2 separate regions of the Homo sapiens genome follow, and region 1 is linked to region 2. The links are chromatin contacts, found by Hi-C or POLR2A ChIA-PET in ENCODE. All regions are on one chromosome and are shown on one strand. The core of a region is the stretch at or near the end of the contact, and the rest is flanking DNA. Distances in the headings are between cores, read along the strand shown. Region 1 overlaps LRBA (LPS responsive beige-like anchor protein). Region 2 overlaps DCLK2 (doublecortin like kinase 2).

What was found. A loop is a pair of places that touch in the nucleus more often than their neighbours do. ChIA-PET counts read pairs that join two places held with the same protein, here RNA polymerase II (POLR2A).
Region 1: a map of astrocyte of the cerebellum shows a loop between it and region 2 (5-fold over the local background). The contact joins two enhancer-like sites. A Hi-C loop is called at or near these places in 3 of 168 maps with a recorded cell type or tissue (IMR-90, astrocyte of the cerebellum and endothelial cell of hepatic sinusoid). POLR2A ChIA-PET finds 5 or more read pairs at or near these places in 2 of 52 experiments (Caco-2 and Panc1).

What each region holds. Positions count from the first base shown.
Region 1 is chr4:150,276,424-150,281,527 of GRCh38, forward strand. LRBA (LPS responsive beige-like anchor protein) reads right to left here. Exons shown (of 57, transcript NM_001364905.1): 56 at 1,430-1,581. Among named protein-coding and RNA genes, the nearest start is that of DCLK2, 200 kb to the left of the region's middle. Within about 2 kb of position 3,713, at least 3 of the 41 ENCODE cell types and tissues checked have a DNase peak (open chromatin) inside an H3K27ac peak, as active enhancers do; they include IMR-90, where a contact is called at or near this core.
Region 2 is chr4:150,220,770-150,226,510 of GRCh38, forward strand. DCLK2 (doublecortin like kinase 2) reads left to right here. Exons shown (of 16, transcript NM_001040260.4): 6 at 1-9; 7 at 908-1,016; 8 at 3,732-3,789. Among named protein-coding and RNA genes, the nearest start is that of DCLK2, 150 kb to the left of the region's middle. Within about 2 kb of position 4,287, at least 2 of the 41 ENCODE cell types and tissues checked have a DNase peak (open chromatin) inside an H3K27ac peak, as active enhancers do; they include IMR-90, where a contact is called at or near this core.

The sequences.
Region 1 (5,104 bases), core at 2,463-4,962, 55 kb after region 2:
TTGACAAATGGGATCTAATTAAAGAGCTTCTGCACAGCAAAAGAAACTATCATCAGAGTGAACAGGTAGGCTACAGAATTGGAGAAAATTTTTGCAATCTATCCAACTGACAAAGGGCTAATATCCAGAATCTACAAAGAACTTAAACAAATTTACAAGAAAAAAACAACCCCATCAAAAAGTGGGCAAAAGATATGAACAGACACTTCTCAAAAGAAGACATTTACGCAGCCAACAAACATATGAATAAAAGCTCTTTATCACTGGTCATTAGAGAAATGCAAATCAAAACCACAATGAGACACCATCTCACACCCTTCAGAATGGCAATCATTAAAAAGTTAGGAAACAACAGATGCTGGAGAGGATGTGGAGAAACAGAAATGCTTTTACATCGTTGGTGGGAGTGTAAATTAGTTCAACCATTGTAGAAGACAGTGTGGCAATTCCTCAAGGATATAGAACCAGAAATACCATTTGACCCACAATCTCATTACTGGGTATATACCCAAAGGATTATAAATCATTCTAGTATAAAGACACATGCACATCTATGTTTATTGCGGCACTATTCACAATAGCAAAGACTTGGAACCAACCCAAATGCCCATCAATGATAGACTGGATAAAGAAAATGTGGCACATATACGCCATGGAATACTATGCAGCCATACAAAAGAATGAGTTCATGTCCTTTGCAGGGACATGGATGAAGCTGGAAACTGTCATTCTCAGCAAACTAACACAGGAACAGAAAAGCAAATACCTCATCTTCTCACTCATAAGTGGGAGTTGAACAAAGAGAACATATGGACACAGAGGAACATCACATACGGGGGCCTGTTGTGGGGGTGGGGGCCTAGGGGAGGGATAGCATTAGGAGAAATACCTAATGTAGATGATGGGTTGATGGGTGCAGCAGACCACCATGGCACATGTATACCTATGTAACAAACTGCGTTCTGCACATGTACCCCAGAACTTAAGGTATAATTTAAAAAAAGATACTTCAAAGAAATATAAAAAGCTTTGCATCACTGTAATCAGAGCCTTTGCTACTTAAATTCTGTCTATTCCTTGAGAACTCAGCCTTTGTCCAAGAGTGGCAATGTCATCAGAAAGAAAATCACACTTTTTAAAAAAGTGTTCTTGGTTTGATTGTACAGGTGACCCCCACAACTCAACTCCATCAGCCCATTTAAATAAATTCCCTCTGCAGGTTTTACTATACAATTTTGAAAAAAAAATTTTTTTTTTCTGTAGAGACAGGGTCTTGCAATGTTGCCCAGGCTGGCTTCGAACTCCTGGGCTCAAGTGATTCTCCTGCCTCAGCCTCCCAAAGTACTGGGATTACAGGTGTAAGCCAACACGACCAGTCCCCTCTGCAGTTTTTGAAACCCCTATTTGTAGCCCATGATTCCAGTGTTACCTCTGGTCGTAAGACAGCGCCATGGCCCGGATTCCAGCGTCACATCCTGGATAGGCAAAGAGCTGCTTGAGGTCCGACACCTGCCGGACCACGACCACTCCTCTGTCTCCTCCTGTGAGCAGGTACTGCCCATCTCGGCTCAGCTGGATGGCCTGTGAGACACAGCAACATTCAGTAGAAATGTGGTTCTAGGAAACTTTCGGCCCCCACCCTGTTTTTGAGTCATTCTTACACCAGCTACTACGGTGCAGAGAGAAGAGAGAGAGATCCTCAGGAGTTTTTAGAAAATCGTGAGTTGTAGAAGATCTGCCATTTTTCAAAAACCAAATGGACAAAGTTCATCAATGCTTGAGATTGTTTTGGCTTTGCTTTTTTAAATACTAGGTAGCAAACTCTTCCAGTTCTACAAATGCTACTGGAATGGTGTGTGTTGTGGACTGGGACCAGTGCTCTAATGAGAAGCCCTGGCATCTCTTCATTTGCACTGCAGACATGCTAATAAGCCTGTTTTGTCCCAAGACTTGGCAGATGGTGCCACCTGACCTTACATCCCCTCTAATCCCCTGCAACTCCAGCTGGAGGGAGGCGGCCAGCAGCCTCGGCACCTTCCCTGAGCCTGCTGGATTTTGACAGCAGTTGGGAAGAAGACTTTGTAGAGAGCTACAACAACTTCCAGGGTGATTAAATCTCAGTTCAGCATTTTCTTGCTCCAGGGCTGACAGTGCTCCAGCCTGTGGTTTAGTCAGCTCTAGGCTGTGCCCCTCTGTCCTTTCCTACTAGCGCTGAACAGACAGTACAGGCTCAGAATTTGCTCTTTGATCCTGTAAAATGGGCATCCATGAATGAAAGCCTGCGGGCCAAGTGCAGCCCACTGCCTGTTTCATATAATTGTTTAACATTTTTTAATGCTTGAATTTTTCATGACACATGAATATTTATATGAATTCCAAATTTGAATCCCCATAAACAGGTTTTTTTTTTTCCCCCCTCGAGACAGGGTCTTGCTCTGTCACCCAGGCTGGAGTGCAGTGGCGCAGTCTCAGCTCACTACAATCTCCACCTCTCAGGTTCAAGTGATTCTCATACCTCAACCTCCTGAGCAGTTGGGATTACAGGTGCCCACCACAACACCCGTCTAACTTTTGTATTTTTAGTAGAGACGGGGTTTCACCATGTTGGTCAGGCTGGTCTTGAACTCCTGACCTCAAGTGATCCACCCGCTCGGACTCCCAAAGTGCTGGGATTACAGGCGAGAACCACTGCGCCTGGCCTTCCATAAATAAGGTTTTACCAGAACATCGCCACACCTATTATTTGTTTATGACTGCTTTCACAGGTAGTTGCAGCAGAGAATGCAGAACCCTCAAAGCTGAAAATATTTACTTTCTGTCCATTTATAGAAAAAGTGTGATTACTCCTAATTGTCCCTCCCTCCTCCAAAAGCCAATCCTATTACCCCTTCCTCTCCTCCTGCCTGGTACCTCCAAGCCTTGCTTTCTTAGCTTATTAAGATACAAATTTCCTTTCTTTAGTGGATGGCATCAGAGTTTTAAAGCCACTACAAACACCTGTAATCGCATGTCCACCTGGACACAGGGGAATACAGATTGTGCTGGCAAGCCAGAAAGAAAAAAACCTAATTTCTGATACATTGACACTGTTCTACATTCAGTTCTAGCATAGCTGCCTTAAGTCTTCACTGTTTGACATATCTTTTAAAAAATCATAGAAAGGCAAAGACTTTCTTAGCCATTTATTTCACATTCACCCAAATGCCAACTTTTAGTAGTCCCTTAAATACAGCTTATTCTCAAGAACACAAAAACACATCTAGGAAATAAAAACCCATGTGTGGAAGACAGTTAGTTACATATTCTCTAAGTTTTGTTAACACAGATATTAAGATATTTTCAAGATGAGCAAAAATCAGTATCCTTTTCCCCCACTCATTTCACAAATGGCAATCTCTAGGGGTGTCTGGGAACTGCAGTGGAGACTAGGACAAACAATTATTTGCTACACTTATAAAATTCAGCTGATGAAAATCCATTAACCTTATGGTTGTAGTTCATTTGAATTTGATACTTGAAGCTTTTTACTGGATAAGTGTTATACTAAAACAAAACCACTGATCTTTAATTCTTTGTTCTAGTAAAGAATCTCTAATCCTGCTTCCATCTGAAATTAAGTAAAACCTGGGCTTTAGGGACTATACAGTCATCAGCATTCAAAACATTTTAATGAATCAGATGCCTCCCAAGGTGAAAAAAGATTTCGCTGGCCTCTTTCAGGAGAGGCCAAATTCCTCTGGCGGCAAGAGCCAGGGTAACATTTAGCAAGCAGCACCTGATCTCCCACTCAAATTCTGACAGGCCGCCTCCGCATCCAGGTTGGGTTGTGACTAGAGGTTTTCAGAGGGCCCCAGACACATGTTAATCTCATCCCCTGAAATCCTGAGTGCTCTGGACAATGCCGTGGCTGCACGGGTTTTAAGGAGGTAGTAGCAGGCCACAGCAATCTGCTGGGGATGACCACATTCTAAAACAGCCTCAGGAAGGGAAAACAAATGCATTCCCCTGGGTGAATGGTGGTTCTCCCTTGTTTAGGACAAAATAACTTTGCTGCTCTGTACAGGCTGCCTCCTTAAATATCAGCTATTCATAAAGACATCTCAACACTGTCTAGTTGATGGACTGTGATATGCTGCTAACCAAAATGCCACAGAGCAATCTGGCATCTAAAATAAAAATAGGTGGGAAGTGCAGAGCTTCCCCAGGCTGCCTGCCTGCAGGGTTCTTGGTATTTCACAGAAACTTAATTTCTGGTCTGAGCTGATGACTAATTTGTTTCCATGGTGTCCATTCCTTATATGGGCTCAGATTGAGGAAGGAGCTGGAGATTCTGCCCTGTGGTGTCTTGGATTCCCAGCCTGTGGCTTCCTTCCTCGCCTCCCGAGGTAGTGAGCTGTGAAAGTATCAGTCTCTGGAGCTGTGGGCAGGTATTGCTCATTTTAGGCAAGCTCGCTTTAATCACACAGTTGCCACTTGCAAGTTAGCATGATAAAGTGCAGGAGTGCTGGGAAAAAGGCAATGGATTGTTTAAGCCTAAAATCCAGTGGGAAATATTAAAGAGGGAAAAAGCAATGGCTACAGGGCAGAGAGGAGAAGCATGTGTGTATGAATGGTCTGCAGAAAGCCTCCCACTGCTGCCTCAAGGAACTTCCCAGAGCCCCTGGTACTAACTGAAATGCCACAGAAATTGCTTCAGTCAGCCAGGGATCTCAAATTATTTTACAGATTTATTAGCGTAGCTGACAATATAATCGCAACTCAAAGTGACAGATTATCCACATTATTATTGTAAAGAAAAGAGGAAAAGAAAATCCTCTGATGTGTACTTGGTTTAAATGCAGCATTATGGGAAGGTAGGGAAAAATAAAAGCGAGTACGAGTGTGTCTCTGTGCGTGCCTCGTGGAGGCCGGCAGAATGTGATGGAGAGACCGCAGAGAACAGTGGAGACAAGAAGGAAGCCGTCCACTGAATCAAGAAATGAATCCCAGGAGACAGAGCAGCAAGGGTCCTTCATTTCCTCAATGTAACCTATATGTAGGAGCTTTGTTCCCTGAGACCAGTATTTACTTAGGAGAAGGGGGTGATCAGACTAGATCTGGGAAA
Region 2 (5,741 bases), core at 3,037-5,536:
GTCCTGAAGGTAGTTCTCAGTCTGATCATTACTTTGATAAAGGAAATCATGCATGGGGACTTGGTGCTCACCTAAAACTCACTTGTGCTAAATTACGATCTTCCTAAAGAGGGATGTGATCACATCACCTGTCAGCCCCTTTGGCCTTAGTAAGAGGCGGGGATGGGGGTTACTTCAAGATAAAGAAAAATCTCATTGTCATTAACTAGGTTATTGAAGCTTCAGATTTTAGACTTGGGCTTCTTTTATTTTTGTGGTGATCTGATCACAACTTCTAAATATATTTCCTTTCTCTCAATTAGATAACAAAACTGTGTTTTCTTGATTTGGTGTCTTCTGTGTGCTGGACACTGGGACATGTAGTGAGAAGTGGGCAGATCTTAACCCTTCCCCCACATACCTTTTTGAGAAAGCTTTGAGCCAGGAATTAGCCTTAACAAGGCATCTATCTTATCTGGGTAGAATTTTCTCTACTAGAAAATGTTGAAGAGAAATCTTGGACATTTTGAAGATTAAATTCCCACCACCATCCTCTTCTCCTTTCTTTGTTTTTTTTTTTTTTCTTTTTCTATCATCTTATATCCCCTGCCCCTTTCTTGAACATCGACAAAAAAGTTTGGATAAGTTTTAGTGAAATATCCTTTTTACCTAAGGCTAATCACTTATTTCACCTGATATCTCAGGGATTTGTTAGGTTTATTGATTATAGGTTTCTGATTTCAACCAACGAAGTTAAAAGGAAATTGGTGATTCAGGTGTTCTATTCAGGAAATGTGTGCAGATATTTTATTTAGTTTCACCATAGATTTAGAAATAAATGCATCGCAGTTTACTATTTTACAAATATGTAGGAATCTGTATAAAATGCTGATGTTTTCTTTAGAATTTGCATTTATCCTTTTTGCAGGTGTGAATGGAAACAGATGCTCTGAATCATCAACTCTTCTTGAGAAATACAAAATTGGAAAGGTCATTGGTGATGGCAATTTTGCAGTAGTCAAAGAGTGTATAGACAGGTGAGTGGACAGTGAGGATAATTAATGAATAATGAAAATGATAAATAATGAAAACTGTATCATCTACAGATACAGTTTTCCTTGGAGTTTATTCTTAATTTTAAAAAGGCCCTTCTGGAAAGTCTCTTTCATTTTCCCTGAGTCTGCCCTTGGGACCAGCCATTTCTTTCCTTTTGTTGTTTGTTTGTTTGTTTATTTATTTATTTATTTATTTATTTAAAAAAAAGGCAGGGTCTCACTCTGTTACCCAGGCTAGAGTGCAGTGGCACCATCATAGTTCACTGCAGCCTCAATCTGCAGGGTGCCAGTGATTCTCCCACCTCAGCCTCCCAGCTAATTTTTAAATTTTTAATAGAGACAGGGTCTTGCTTTGTTGCCAGGCTGGTCCTAGGCTCCTTGCTTCAAACAGTCCTCCTGTCTTGGCCTACTGAAGTGCTGGAATTACAGGCATGAGTGACTGTATCCAGCAGGGATCAGCCATTTTGCATGCCCACAGGAAAAAAATATTATGTATATACATAGAGTATAAAACTGTTTTATGTGCATTTGGGATGAGATATATATAAGGTCTCATCATGAGCCAGAGAGGAATGAGAAGAATAAGTCATTTTTAAGAACATCTCCTATATTTACCGGTGTCAGGCATTGTTCTCAGTCTGTACTTGTATTAAATCGCTTAATCCCTACAGCAATCCTCCCTCTCAGTTAATACTTAATGGAATATTCCAGTAGTTCAGGACATATGAGCTCTGACTCTGTTTAAGATCACAATCAGGCCAGGCCTGGTGGCTAGCTCACACCTGTAATCCCAGCACTTTGGGAGGCTGAGGTGTGTGGATTACATGAGGCCAGGAGTTCAAGACCAGCCCAGCCACCATGGTGAAACCCCATCTCTACAAAAAACAAGACAAACAAAAAAAAAAACAAAAAAAATTCCAGGTTGGGTGGCACACGCCTGAAGTCCCAGCTACTCGGGAAGCTGAGGCACGAGAATCACTTGAAGCTGGAAGGCAGAGGTTGCGGTGAGCCGAGATCGTGCCATTGCACTTCAGCCTGGGCAACAGACCAAGACTGTGTCTCAAAAAAAAAAAAAAAATCACAATCAGCCTACTTTTGCCTATTCCAGATTTTTTATAAACAATATTCAAACCAGAAAAGACTCAGAGTCTTGGTTCAGATTAGAGTCTTGGTGTTTATAGGCTGCTATCCTTCCCATTCTAAGTGATAATTTTTATCATTTCTGGAGATTTTTCCAGAAAGTTTTGGTAACTACAGTTTTTCTGTTTTGTTACATCTCCAGTGAAGCTTTAGTACTCCTTATATTGGTACACAAGATAATGCCTTGTTCTCTGAGTCCTTTTACCCAGTTCTTATACACAGACTGCCACCTAAGTAACAAAGTAAGCATCTAAAGTATGACTTTTAAAGACTAGTCAGAAATCTGAGGCAGGATTTAGTTTTTGTTATAGGGAGAACAATTTAAGGACAAGTGATTCTTCCAAGCCAGGCCTCATGAGTGTGTACTACAACCACCTGGCAAATCCAGCTGCACTTGAGATAACAAGTGTATTCTATGAGTACTGTGGTGTTCTTTATTGAATGCTTTTTCTATACTCAAAGACATTTTTGGCATGTTAAAATTAAATTATTTTAAAGGTGATTAAAAATTAAATAATGGCTGGACACAGTGGCTCACGCCTGTAATCCCAGCACTTTGGGAGGCCGAGGCGGGAGAATCACCTGAGGTCAGGAGTTCAAGACCAGCCTGGCCAACATGGTGAAACCCATCTCTACTAAAAATACAAAAATTAGCCCAGTGGTGTTGGCAGGTGCCTGTAATCCCAGCTCCTTGGGAGGCTGAGGCGACAGAATTGCTTGAACCTGGGAGGCGGAGGATGCAGTGAGCCAAGATTGCGCCATTGCACTCCAGCCTGGCTGACAGAGCAAGACTCTCTCTCAATAAATAAATAAATAAATAAATAAATAAATAACATCAAGATTCTTATATCCATGCGAATGATCTCTCTAGTGCCAGGAAAGAACATTTAAAGATGTGACTAACTTGGTACCAGATCAGATCCTAGCTGAAGTTTTGGCTGAGAAATAATGAAAGTCAGGGGACTTTTCACTTTTGAATTATGGGCTAATGTTGTTAATGGACTAATGTAAAAATATATTGATAATAAAATTTTCTGTTAATTTGGTTTTTTAAAACTTTATTCTGTCTCCTAAGAGAACTATTTTGAGATTTACATATAGAAAAACTATTTCCTGCCTCTCCCTGATGTAACAGAATTGAAATACTTTAAATATGAGTTTCTTAATATTATAGTTAATATTTATGAAAGAATATTTAATTAACATACAGTATGGCTTTGTTTTTGTTTTTAATTTTTTGGGTACCTTTGTCCCCTGACTCCACTAGATATTTTCTTTAATGCACAGAGAAAGAGCCAAGTTTTTCCTTCCTGGGTCTGTGCTGTAGAATACAACAGGAATGGGCCAGGTGTGGTGGCTCACGCCTGTAATCCCAACACTTTGGGAGGCTGAGACAGGAGGATCAGTTGAGCCCAGGAGTTCAAGACCAACCTGGGCAACATAATGAGATCTCATCTCTACAAAAAAAAAAAAAATTAAAGTATAAAAAAGAAAGAAAACAGGAATGATGGTATTTAATTTATGTCTTTAAATGGTCTTCCTCTGATTATTCCATAGGTCCACTGGAAAGGAGTTTGCCCTAAAGATTATAGACAAAGCCAAATGTTGTGGAAAGGTATAGTATGCATAACCCCTAGTTCTGAAAGAAACTAGAGTAACTTGGTGAGGTGTTTACTGTGATGAAGGAATTTAAGTGGGGACTTGACACAACTATCACAGCAGGAGTAGAGACCAGTAATAGTGGGAAAAACAGTTAAGCGGTTTTATTCCTGCTATTTTTCAGAAACTTTAATCCTAAAACAGTAAATTGATTTGATCTTGGTCCTAACTAGAAAACGTAGATTCTTTTCTCTGGGAGATACCTATTTTAACACCCAACAATACTCAAAAGGTGCGTCAAGAACTCTGAGGGACCTGGGACTTTACTTGCAAGCTAACAAAGCCTTCCAGCTTCATACAGGCCAGCAGAACACAAGATTTCTGAGTCAGAGACAAAAGGATTTGTTATTCCTGACACAGCAGGTAGCATGAGCTTCATGCTTGCATTGGTTCCCCTTAACTCCCAAGTCCCATAGTGGTGAGGCTGAGGAGCCCAGCTGGATGATTTACACACAGTGGGTTTATGTCATAGCTGGGGAACTCTGAGCTTAGGAAACCCTCAGTCTTAGGAGGAGGTGCTAGCAATGCTGCCCAGTCTTTGCCTCAGAGGAGAATATTATTTTCATTATCCTGGTCAGGAAACACATCTGCCGTTTGCCCGTAAGGGAGACTCATCTTTGTGTTCCAAGGGTGTTTCCTGGACAAACATCCTTGGAAAGATAGTTTGGAACAGAAGCTGATGCATCATGAGCAGAAATGCTGTGAAGAATCATCTCCTCAATAAGATAAACTTTTTTCCTTCTGTCCCACTCTCTAACTGGGGTTGGGAAAAGATCAACCAATAAAATGCTGCTGCAGTTACTGATACTTTAACTATGTTTGAAAAAATAAATATTCCGTTGCAGCAATGACAAAGACCTTTTTAGATTCCATTGTGGTAACACATCAATTAAGAGAACAAGCTGTAGAGCTACATCGTTCAACACCAGAGCTACCAGTCACGTACAGCTACAAAGCACTTGAATGTAGCGAGTCTGGATTGAAATAGGCTGCTAAGTATAAAATACACACCAGATTTTGAAGACTTAGTACTAAAAAAAGAATGTGAAATACCTCATTAATATCTTTGTATATGATCACATGTTGAAATGAAAATATTTGGATATATTAAGTTATAATTTTAAAAACCTTGCTTTTTAATGTGGTTCTTGGTTAGAATTACGTATATGGATCATGGTGTATATTTATGCTGGACACTGCTGCTCTAGAGCCAGATTCTATAAAGTGTATTCCTGGCCCTGCCTCTTCTTGGAAAATTTATTTAACCCCTCTATTTCTTCCTTTAAAATGTGGTTATTATCGACACCTAGAACATAAGATTATTGTGAAAATTGGTTGAATTAAGCCATGGAAAACAGAGAAGTGCTAGTATATAATAAGAATTCAACACATGTTAACTGCTAACATTATTAATATGCCAGAGGAGTTTAGAATTTATAATTAGCAGGATTTGATCTGATAGTTGTCATTTTATAGTTATGGAACCCCTAAACTGGTCTTCATTGGACTTCTACAAAATAGTGTATTTTTAACAGGAAATGTAAAATATTCTGCTCGAATGGTTTAGAAAAATCTTCTCAGAACTCCAGAATGGAAAATCCAGGAGGCAAATTTGTCATTTACTTTTTTTTTTTTTTTTAACCACACTGTGATAATTACTGAAGCATAGACTGCATAGACTGTGCAAAATGCCCCTTTTCCTTTGAATAAGGTTTTCTTTTGCTTAATTTTCTTTAAATAATTTGATATGCTTTTACTTATTGTTCTAGCGATATTACTAATGTTTTTCACTGTAATAGCCTTTTCTCCATACATGTAAGGGTTCTGCTTTCGATGTGGTGGTGTGTGATTTAAGCAGAACGTATCATAATTTGGTGAGCCAGGTTCTGTAGAACTACATTAAAAATT